Regions from separate parts of the Homo sapiens genome. Here region 2 is linked to region 1. Evidence: chromatin loops called from intact Hi-C (ENCODE). Cell type or tissue: endothelial cell of umbilical vein. All regions are shown on one strand. Each heading gives the region's core, and the rest is flanking DNA. Links, peaks and the distances in the headings are about the cores only. Region 1 overlaps SIAE (sialic acid acetylesterase). Region 2 overlaps MSANTD2 (Myb/SANT DNA binding domain containing 2).

Region 1 (5,384 bases), core at 74-5,073:
ACTAATACTGGCCTAGGAGATAGAGCAGTGAACAAAACACAAGAATCCCTTCCCATTCTTATACCCTAGTGGAAAGAGAGAATGAATAACAAGATAGATCTGTAAACTACATATCCTATGAGAAAGTGACAAGTGCACTGGAGAAAAATATAATAGGGAAGGAGGAGAGAGTGTCAGAGTTGAATGAAGACTAGAAGGAGATGCGCAAAGAAGCTATGAGGATATCTGGGTATGTTAGGCGGATGACCCACAGGGAGCCGCATCCTTATACAATACTCTCCTCTTTGTGGTAGGGGGAACTCGTAATTTGATTCTAACCAATAGGCTATGGCAAAGGTAATGGGATATCACTCCTGTGATTATGTTGTATATGGCAAAAGTGAAGGGATTTTGCAGATGTTACAAGTAACGTCCCCAGTCAGCTGACTTCACATTGATCAAAAGGGAGAGTATCATGGTGAGCCTGACCTAATCAGGTGAGTCCTTTCAAAGAGGGTCTAGAAGCCAGGCCCCCTCCCCTGCTGGCCTTCAAGAAGTAAGCTGCCATGAGTTCTACAGCTTCAAGGAGGTGAATTCTGCCGACAACCACATGAACTTGGAGGAGAACTCCAAGCCTCAGATGAGACTCCAGCTCTGTCTGACACCTTCACTTCCACCCTCAGCAGAAGATCCAGCTAAGCCATGCACGCCCAGACTTCTCACCCATAGAAACTGAGATAATAAATGTGTGTTGTATTGTTTTAAGCTGCTAAATATGCAGTCATTTCTTACTCAGCAATAGAAAACTAAAACAGCAGGAAAAGAACTTTCCATGAAGAATGGAAAAGAAAATGGCAGGCCCCAGGACGGGAGTATGCCTAGCGTGCTTAAAGAAAAGTAAGGCAGCCAGTGTGGCTGGAGTGGCATATGCAAGGCAGAGAGAATTAGAAGGTGAGGTCGGCGGGTAATGTGGGCAGGGGGCACATCATGTATGGCCTTGCTGACCTCAGCACACGGGGACCCACTGGAGCCTTCCGACCCGACTTACACTTCAAAGAGTCACTTTGATATATTGAGAATATCCTACAGGAGGAGAAAAAAAGGTAAAAGCAGGAAGAAGACCAGTTAGGAGGCAATAATACAAGGGAGAGATGATGGTGGCTTAGACTAGCGCAGGAGGAGTAAAGGTAGTGAGAAGTGGTCAGATTCTGAATGCAGAGTGAGTTAACAGGATTTGTTTTCATCTAAACGGAAAGTTGATACACTCCTACTCCTGCAAAACACACAGGCTCCCAGAGAAAAAAATCTTTACTATTACTATGACACAGGCAGTCCAGCTATTTCTTCCTTCTTTTTCTGATGTTTACATCACCCTGTCCTTTGATTTAGATAGCATCTTATTCTTAGCTCCAGTTCCAGCCAATGAGAGGCATCAACCTATTATCTCTCTTTTACAAACCATGATCTAACTGTAAGTCAAACCACAAACTGGGAAGCAGTCTGGGCCAGCAACAACATTTTTTTTTGACTCCATTTCAAAATGTCTGACCCCATCAGAGGACTGCATTTTACACAGACTGTTCCACCCAGCCTTATTACTCACAGCCCAGAAAATACCTGACATCATCCCTATGAATGTGGCCAAATGCAACTTTGAATCGAGGATATTTTCTGCTCTCTGAGTTGCTCCAGAAAGATGAGAAAATCATCAGGAGTACACGGAGAGGTTGCAATAATAACAGAAAGGAGCCTTGGATATGATATGGAACCAATAGGCCATTTACAATTCTCTTATTAAAATTATCTTAGGCAAATCAGCTTTAACATAGGAAATGATAGAAGGTGCCACTGAAGCCTCACAGTAGAATCTCATGAAGACTAGAAAATGGGAATAAAAAATCTATTAAGTCACCCTACTTCTTCCACACCCAGAAGACAAAGTGGAACCATGTGCACCAGCCAGGGTCATAATGAAGATCACAGTAACAACGCCACAGGAAAGAGTCTGTGGTGAGAAAAAAAAAAAAAAAAAAAAACTAGCCTGAAGCTCAACAGGGAGCAATGCTAATAACAGTCCCTCAAGTCAAGGGAATTTTCTCAAAATGGCAGTTTGCTGAGAATTCTTGCAGCAATTCACTTTTTCATTGACTGCACTATTATATACTCGCCACATGGGGGCACCGGCGTACTCCACACCCACATGAAATTCCTGTTTTCCTAATCTGAGATACAGTGGGGCGCTAATCCGTCTCCCACAGTGGCTGGTAGAAATACTGCGGCTAATAAAGGCGTGGACCAGCCAAAGAATATAAAGCTGGCCACGCTCACAAATAACATGCTGCAGTTTGTGGTCTGTTCAACTGTTCCTCCAAATCCCTATTTAAAAACCACACTCCTTGGGACTCCAGCCCCTAGCCTCTTGCTGTTTCGCTCTCAGGCTCCAGGTGGCCTTTCTGCTAATAAGTCTGGGATACACGTGTCCAGCCCTGGTCTCTCCGTGGAACTCACATCCTCCATCTCTAGCTGTACTCTAGTCACTGCAACCATCATTTCAAACTTAGCACTTCTATGAAGCCAGTTCCTCTTTCCTTACAGACCAACTGTCCCTCCAGATCTTCTGATTTCTCTCATCAACAATATTCAACACTAACATTATCTGGTATGTTCCCGGCTTTCCATGGATGAACTCATTCAATATTTAAAATAACAAAGAGTTCAGTATCGTGTTCGAAATCACGTGGCTCAGGAGGTGTCACAGCTAGCATCTGAATGCACTTAGTCTAGCTCAGACTCAGTCTGAACCATGACGCTGTCATGCTGGGTATTTCCCTTTGAAGGGATATGTTTATATTTCCAGACTTCCACTAGTAACCAGCATGTTTTTGTTGGTGATAATAAAGTTAAAACCTGGAGGTTAAGGGACTTTCACTAAACTGTAAGGCATAAGTACAAGAATCAGGTCTTTCTGATTGCTATATTTCTTTTTTTTTTTTGAGACGGAGTTTCGCTCTTATTGCCCAGGCTGAGTGCAATGCTCACCACAATCTACGCCTCCTGGGTTCAAGCGATTCTCCTGCCTCAGCCTCCAGAGTAGCTGGGATTACAGGGATGCGCCACCACACCCGACTAATTTTGTATTTTTAGTAGAGACGGGGCTTCTCCATGTTGGTCAGGCTGGTCTCGAACTCCCGACCTCAGGTGATCCGCCCACCTCGGCCTCCCAGAGTGCTGGGATTACAAGCGTGAGCCACCAAGCCCGGCCTGATTGCTATATTTCTAGCACCTCACAAGATTCACAGCATATAATAAGCATTCAACACATACTTTTGGTTTGAGTTGGCTAAAGTCATACTCAAATCACCATGTGCACAGGCCAAGGGAGAAAAAAGTACTTCCAAAGCCCAAGTGTAGTTTCCACCAACAGGGATGCAGAACTGGTGACAGGAGCTGCTACTTTGAAAATAATGAGCAGAATAATCTTATTTCAAAGTCAGAACAAATGCAGGAAAGAAGAAAGAAAATAATCATAAAGGCATTTTAAGTGAGAAGGTCTATACAAATATTCAAAAGAAGGTACAGTGAAAAGGACAAGGTAGGGGAGTGGGGAGGATGGTGAGAAGTCATCTGTGGGGCGTGCGGAGGTGGTGTCTGGGACCATGGATGTCCCATTTACACAGGAAAGCCTACTCTGTTGTCATGTTTTAAGATGGGCATTGTTTTTATATCACCTTACTTGTTTGATTTCTTATGTTCTAGAAAAACCAGCACTACCACCGTGCTAAAAAGTGTAGTTCATATGAACATGTGGAGGCTAGGCAATTATGAACTTGGTCAAATATGTTTATTCTTTTTATGCAAGGCTGAAAGCAGAATCTTTCTGACTAGTTATCTCTAATTAAATGTATGGTTTCTCTTGCTATCTTTTTTCATTCACATGTTAAGCCACTATTTAACGAGTGCCAATCAACTACATACGTACTAGGGATGTTAAGTGTGACCCAGGAAAATGTAGTCATGTAGGCAACCTCATGCAAATAAAAAGGGGAAGTAGAGAGAAAGGGGGCATCTAACTAATCTGGATAGTCACAGAAGGCTTCCTAACTAATATGTAGGCTGTCTGGGACCTAAAGGATGATTAAAGTTAACTAGGAAAGTATGGAAGGCAAGGAGCAAGTGCAATGGCCAGGGAGTGAGAGAGCACGGTGGATTCCAGGGAGTGGAAGGGATAACACCAAGTTGGGGAGGGGGTGGGGAAATGGACATTCTCACAGACAGTTGTTAAGAGCATAAATTTATACAAATTCATGAATTTCTTCAGAGAAATCTGGGGACATGTTCAAAGCCTTACAAAGGTGTACCTTTTGAACCAGAAATTTCATTTCTGGGAATTTACCTTAGGGAAATAATCAAGCATATATGCAGTGATTTAGCAACAAGGAAAATAAACATGCCAAAGCTTATTAAAGCAAAACGTTTAAAACAACCGAAATGCCCAATCTATAGACAGCTAGTTAAATAAACTACAATGTAACCATATTTCAGGCTCTACAATCATTACAAACTGCATTGAAGATTAATATTTATTGACATGAAAAATCGTTTACTACTTATCTCTAATTGAAATATTACTTTTAGAGAAAAATGCAAGATATAGTACAGATCTATTTCAAAAATAAATGAGCAGAAGACAGCTGCTTATTTTTGGATTGGAAAATTATCAACTTTTTTAGCTTCTTTTTTGCTTATCTTTTTAATATTTCCTCAATGAAACTGTAATGCTTTTTAAATAAGAAATATTAGTTACTTATCAACTTTTTTTGAAGATTTAATTGTCCTATCAGTGAACTGAGATGAAGTAAGCCTTACATTCAGTTCTTGACCAGCACATTATGAGGACAAAAAAGGAAGATGAAATCCAGGAAAGAGATCCAAATAGCACATCCCCACACCAATGCCCATAAACCTCTTCCTCTCAACACAGGAACAGGTGTTGACATGAACAGAGAAGCCTTTACCCACATCGTACCTGGACAAGTCCAAATGGGAAGAAACGCTCCGTCTGCCCCTGGGAACCACGGTGGAAGGTTTCACGCCAGTCTTCGATGAGTGCAGGGAATGTGCAATTGTACAGATCCGTGTTATAATTTATATTGGACTCCCCTAAAAACAGTCCAAATTGTAAAGGGAGTTTGGAGTAGACTGCAAAAATGACCACACATTACTCTCCTCCCTCCATCCATGCCCTGAGGTAGTGGTCTTCCCACGGTCTCTCTGGACTGGTCTTTTTCCAGCCAGTGGGGCATCAGCAAATGTGGTACGAACAGAGGCTTGAAAAGTACTTCAGGTTTGGGCTCTGTCCTCTCCTGATGACCCTGGAATCCTGAGACTATTATATAAATAATAAA
Region 2 (5,384 bases), core at 101-5,100, 150 kb after region 1:
AGGGCAAGAGTTGGAGAAGGGATAAATGAAACGACAGAAGGGTGCAGACAGAAGGGTCACCAATGTGACCCTGAGCTGCCAGTCTCCGAGGAGTAAGCCCGCTGCCCAATATCAGTGGGATCGGCAGCTTCCATCCTTCCAGACTTTCTTTGCACCAGCATTTGGTGAGGGCATTTCTGGAGACAGGCAAGGCTGTGGCTGGGGAAGGGGAAAGATGAGAGGTACCACAGAGACTGGGGTGAAAAGGGGAGCCAATGCTGACAAGCACTGGGGAGGAGGAGGATGTGGGGCAGAGAAAGATCCCCCGCCAGGGGCAGGTATTGTGTTAGGTGCATTCACTGTGTATACTGTTATGAAAGAGGCTCTACAGCTGGAGTGTCTGCCTTCAATTAGAACAGAACATATCAGAGTATATTACATGTAGTTCAGTATAGTGTCATTATGTGGATTAAGTTAATATTTACAAAGCACTTAGAATAGTGCATGGCACATAGAAAATACTATGTGTTGGCTATAATCACTGTTTTGTGAAATCTGTTTCAGTTATACATATATGTCATGAAACTACTAGGTCCCAGGGTAAAATATATTTCTTCTTCCTGTGAGTTGTGGTCAAAAAAAGATGCACTGTTTTGGTTTTACTTTCCAGTATACAAATTAAGAAATGAGATATGTAATGGATATTTGCGCAACTGCAATTCAACACCATAAAAAAGTTGTTACTCATCACAACATATAAATGACCTGGAATTGGTATGTTCACTATAATGTCATCCCAAAACTACTGGCTCCACCATTCTACGTGATTATGACACCACTAAGGCATCATTTACGGCTCCCACATCACTCTTTCACCACATGCCATGCACTACTGGCAAATTATTCTTCAATTAAAAAGCATGACTTTTTAAACAGCTGAACACTGTTTGGATGCTTCCAGTTTTGCATTCTTTGGTAAGTATATCTCATTATATTTGCAGTTGGCACTATTCTAGGTTATGCTGCCTCTGAGCTTTTACACTAACTATTCATCTACCTTTGAGTCCACCTTCACCCTTCAGGATCCACCTTTTGAAAGCCTAGGATGTGTGTGCTCCTGTAGCACCATAAGCATAACATTAACATGACACACAAGACCTTGTTCACAATATTGTAATTGGTTCCTTAGTAATCTGACTCCTTTATTACAAGATGGACATCTTGAAGGTGATGGTATACTACCGTAACTCTCAGACCTACTGCAGTAGGCACTATCTGTTGATGAATAATGAAAAAAATAAAGACCTTATTTCAGACCTTAGCATTTAAAGAAATCTTGTGATGAATCTGTCAGTTGAATCTGATGACAGGGAATGAGCAAAATATCTAAATCCCCTCCCCCCCTCCAGATACCTGAACTTTAGCCAAAAGTTAAGCTCCACACTTTTCCCCTGTAACCTTTCCCTGTTTCCCTCTGGCTTTCTAATGGCAAGGGAATTCAGGAGCCCAGCACCACTACATCAGCCAAGAAAGATATCAAAAAGATACTGAGTTCTAAAGCAGCAGTCTTTAACTGGGGTAGTCTCCTTTAATAATTGATGGAGGCAACTTGAAACCTTAGGGATTCCTGTCATTCCCCCTCTTATTTATATTGTTTAAGTTATCAATCCTGGCCCCTGAATTTAGAATAACAAAAACAATATAGGCCAGTGATACTGTTTCTTTTAAATGTAACTTGAATATTTCCTAAACAGCAAAAATTTCAAGAGACAGTTGATAAAACTCACAAATAATGATTTAATGTGTATTTTTCAGATTCAGTTTGTTATTCAGTACATTTTATCGCCAACTCTCATCATATTCATCTCATACCAGACTTAACATTTTCTATGTCCTGCTAACCTCGTATAAATTTCCAAACACATCATGAAAAATTTTAATGTCAGCTTAAAAATCTTCCAGAGGATACATGGGTTTCAAAGCCTTTTGGGAGTACACAAGCAAAAAGTCTGAACACCCATTATTCAAAAGCTGTTCTGGCCAACAAAACAGTCACTAGCCACAGGTGACTATTTAAATGTAAATTAGATAAAATTAAAAATTCAATTTTGCAGTCACGCTAGCCACATTTCAGGTCCTCAAGAGCCACCTGTGGCTAGTAATGCCGTACTGGACAGTGCAAATTCAGAACACTTCCATCATCACAATAAATTCTATTGGACAGGGCTGTCCTAGGGAACCTAGAATATGCACTGTTTGCCCCAGTGAGTTGAAGTTATAAGACTTTTATTCCTGGCACCACCTCCTGGAATGGCAGGCCATTTTTTTTTTTTACTTTTATCAAGATTCCTCCTACACAGGGGTAAAGTGACAGAAAGGTCAAGAAGGAACTTTGAGCTCCCCCTAGAGGTTTGAGTGTGTGGCCAGGAGAATCCTTTTACAAAGATGAATTTAATACTGTGAATAACAACTTTTTACCTGAAACTGTTCAATATGGTAGCCACTACTCACATATGCCTATTTATAACTTAAAACTGAATTAATTAAATATAATTTAAAATTTCTGTTTCTCAGGCACAATGCCACACATTTTAAGGGCTGAACAGACACATGTGACCAGTGGCTATCATACTGAACTGAGGTAGATAGAGAATATTTCCATCATCACAAAATTTTATGGAACAGTACTATTTGTACTACATGCTTTCTAAATTATTTTTTCCTTTAACATGTCCTCTTAATGAAGTAACCAGAATATTTAACTCCACCCTTCACTGTATTTCCAAAATGCCAGAAAATAAACCCAGAATTCTACTCATTCAGTTTTAACATGTGCTTCTTAGCTCCTTTCCTTCTAAAACTGAAATCTTAAATATAAGTGTATGATTGGTAGTCAAAGATGGTCTATTCTTAGAGGATACACATCAAGCATCTGTCAAATTCATAAGCAGATAAGCAAACTGGAAGGCACAAGATTTCAGGTAACATTGGGATGGTAACAACAGAGACTAAATATATAAAAAATAACAGGAAATAAATCTAAACCTATTTGAGTAGCTTATCATATTTCTTAGAAATCTTTCAATGAGAAGATAGAAGAAATGTCTTGTCTGCAAACGCCAAAGAGAAGTCCTCAGAGATGGGCAGAGTCTATTAAAATGCTTATCAGGGACAATGAGAGCTTTTTGCTCCAAGTTAGTTATCTTTGCCCTGTTGGTTCTTATAAATAATTGCAAGGCTTCAGAGCTAAAATGAAAGACCAAATATACTATATGGTGATTTTCCTGTTAGAGTACAAAATTTGTTCCAAAGATGATGACAATTACTGATGAATAAATCTAAGCAATGTCCCCAGAAAATTAATCATTTTGTTCTCTGGGCAGAAGACTCTTTTATCTTTTATTTATTATTTATTTATTTTGAGACAGGGTCTCACTCTGTCACCCAAGCTGAAGTTCAGTGGCTCAATCTCAGCTCACTGCAAACTCCACCTCCCAACCTCAAGCGATCCTCCCGCTTCAGCCTCCTGAGGAGCTGTAACTACAAGTGTGTGCCACCACGCCCGGCTAATTTTTTGTATTTTTGGTAGAGACAGGTGTCACCACGTTGTCCACGCTGGTCTCCAACTCCTGAGCTCACGTGATATGCCCGCCTCAGCCTCCCAAAGTATTGCGATTACAGGCATGAACCACCATGCCCGGCCTCTTTTACCATTTTTAAATTTGTCTGATGAGCGACCAGCACTGATTCAGAAAAGGCAAGTCTTTTAGGTCACATTCAATCACCTTGCATTTCATCTTGAGGCACAGCTAGAAGTACACATCTGTTTCAAAGACATAAAGCCAACTCTCAAGAGGCAAATTTTTGGAGAACACCCAAAAATATGGGACTTGAGAATGAGTTTTGCAGTGCATCAGATTAACTGACTGAAGTGTGAATGCAGCATCTGGCTCAGAGTGAATGCTTTCATGAATTCCAAGTCTAGATAGGTCTTTCAACTACTACAGTATGGCCAGCGATGAGACTGGTCACTCCTTTGAAGTCATCACACTTATAGTCTGCTTTAGGCAAATAACACTAAATCAAGTACCGCCTTGCATTCCATCCCTTGTGTTGTCTTGACCAGCTTTTTAACTCATTGATGTATGTACACAAGCTTCAATTGGATTTTATGCTCTTGGACTACAGGAGTGTATATTATACTTTTATTTTTATTTTTATTTTTAAAACTACAGTTCTTTTATTCATCCTAACACCTAGCAGACAGCCCTCCACATAGTAAGCACTTAAGTATTTGGTGACTGGAGATATGAAAAGGCCTACAGTAAAAGAGAAAAATCATGCAATCACTAGATAAAAAACTACCTAGATTTGTGTATCTGACTCCAAAATTGGGCTGGAATTGTTAGTAGACAAATTTTCTTCTGGCAAACAAACAAAAATGCAACAAAACTTCAAGATAAACAATCTATGTAGTAAGGCAGTGTCAAACACATCCGTTTTACCCAAACGACAGAACAAATACCAATAAGATGACAGACATCAAAATCAAACTTTGCAGCAATAAACAAATTTTCATATCTGACTGTAAATTAAAATCTTGTGTGCTTAGAAACATGTTCATTTAGACAGTATTAAAAAGTAGGATGTTAGTCTCAAAATCCAAGAGTTAAATTATTAATTCAATTTCAATACTTATAATTTTAGTATTTTTACTGTATAGATAAGAGGACCAAGGCACAGTCCAAAGAAGGTAAGTGACATGCTTTAAGGTGATTCAGGAAGGTGGTCAGAAAAGGGTGCAATAAGGCTCAGCTTTCTGATCCTTTATACAATGTGAGGAAGGCTGCTAATCAGAAATTATCTGACTAAAGGAAGGTTTGCATGGAAAAATTAAAGTTGCTATATAGCTCTTCCTTTTAAAGTTAGAAGAAATTATTTACTGGGTTTTCATAGTTGAATTCTTTTTTTTTAAGAGACCAGGTCTCACTATGTTGCCCAAGCTGGAGTACAGTGGCTATTTACAGGTGCTATGATCATGGCACACTGCAGCCTCAAATTCATGAGCTCAAGCGATCCTCCCACCTCACCCTCTAAAGTAGCTGGGACAACAGGGAAGCGCTACTGTACCCGGCTCATAATTGAATTTTTGACAGGAATTTCAAATATATTAGCCCAGAAATGTAATTGACTCACACATATTCCTTCTCTGTGAGCCTCTGACATTGAGTTCACATGTACTTTAGTCTGCGTAAGAAGTTCCTCCTTTTCCTTTTCCACATCTTACTACTTTGCTTCTATTTTGTAAAATCTAAAGCAAAAAGTATTACTAAGTTTCTTTTTGTAGTTCTCATCAACACAAAGTGAAAGAGATTTTTGAACTACTTGTTTTAAATCTGCATTTC

The links. A loop is a pair of places that touch in the nucleus more often than their neighbours do. Peaks named below come from ENCODE experiments on the same cell type or tissue, not always from the same donor. Only the 100,000 strongest peaks of a DNase experiment are listed, where the experiment ranks them.
Region 2: it touches region 1 in a loop (6-fold over the local background); 6 of 110 quality-filtered maps call a loop at or near these places.

What each region holds. Positions count from the first base shown.
Region 1 is chr11:124,642,360-124,647,743 of GRCh38, forward strand. SIAE (sialic acid acetylesterase) reads right to left here. Exons shown (of 10, transcript NM_170601.5): 7 at 5,006-5,139. Among named protein-coding and RNA genes, the nearest start is that of TBRG1, 22 kb to the left of the region's middle. In endothelial cell of umbilical vein, for the core only: a CTCF peak has its summit at 2,174 (motif pointing right); DNase peaks (open chromatin) are centred at 1,462, 2,192 and 2,732; H3K27ac peaks cover 1,285 bases.
Region 2 is chr11:124,791,497-124,796,880 of GRCh38, forward strand. The region is part of intron 1 of MSANTD2 (Myb/SANT DNA binding domain containing 2); the gene reads right to left. Among named protein-coding and RNA genes, the nearest start is that of MSANTD2, 6.2 kb to the right of the region's middle. RefSeq lists an enhancer at 1,774-2,275. In endothelial cell of umbilical vein, for the core only: a CTCF peak has its summit at 2,383 (motif pointing left); a DNase peak (open chromatin) is centred at 2,355.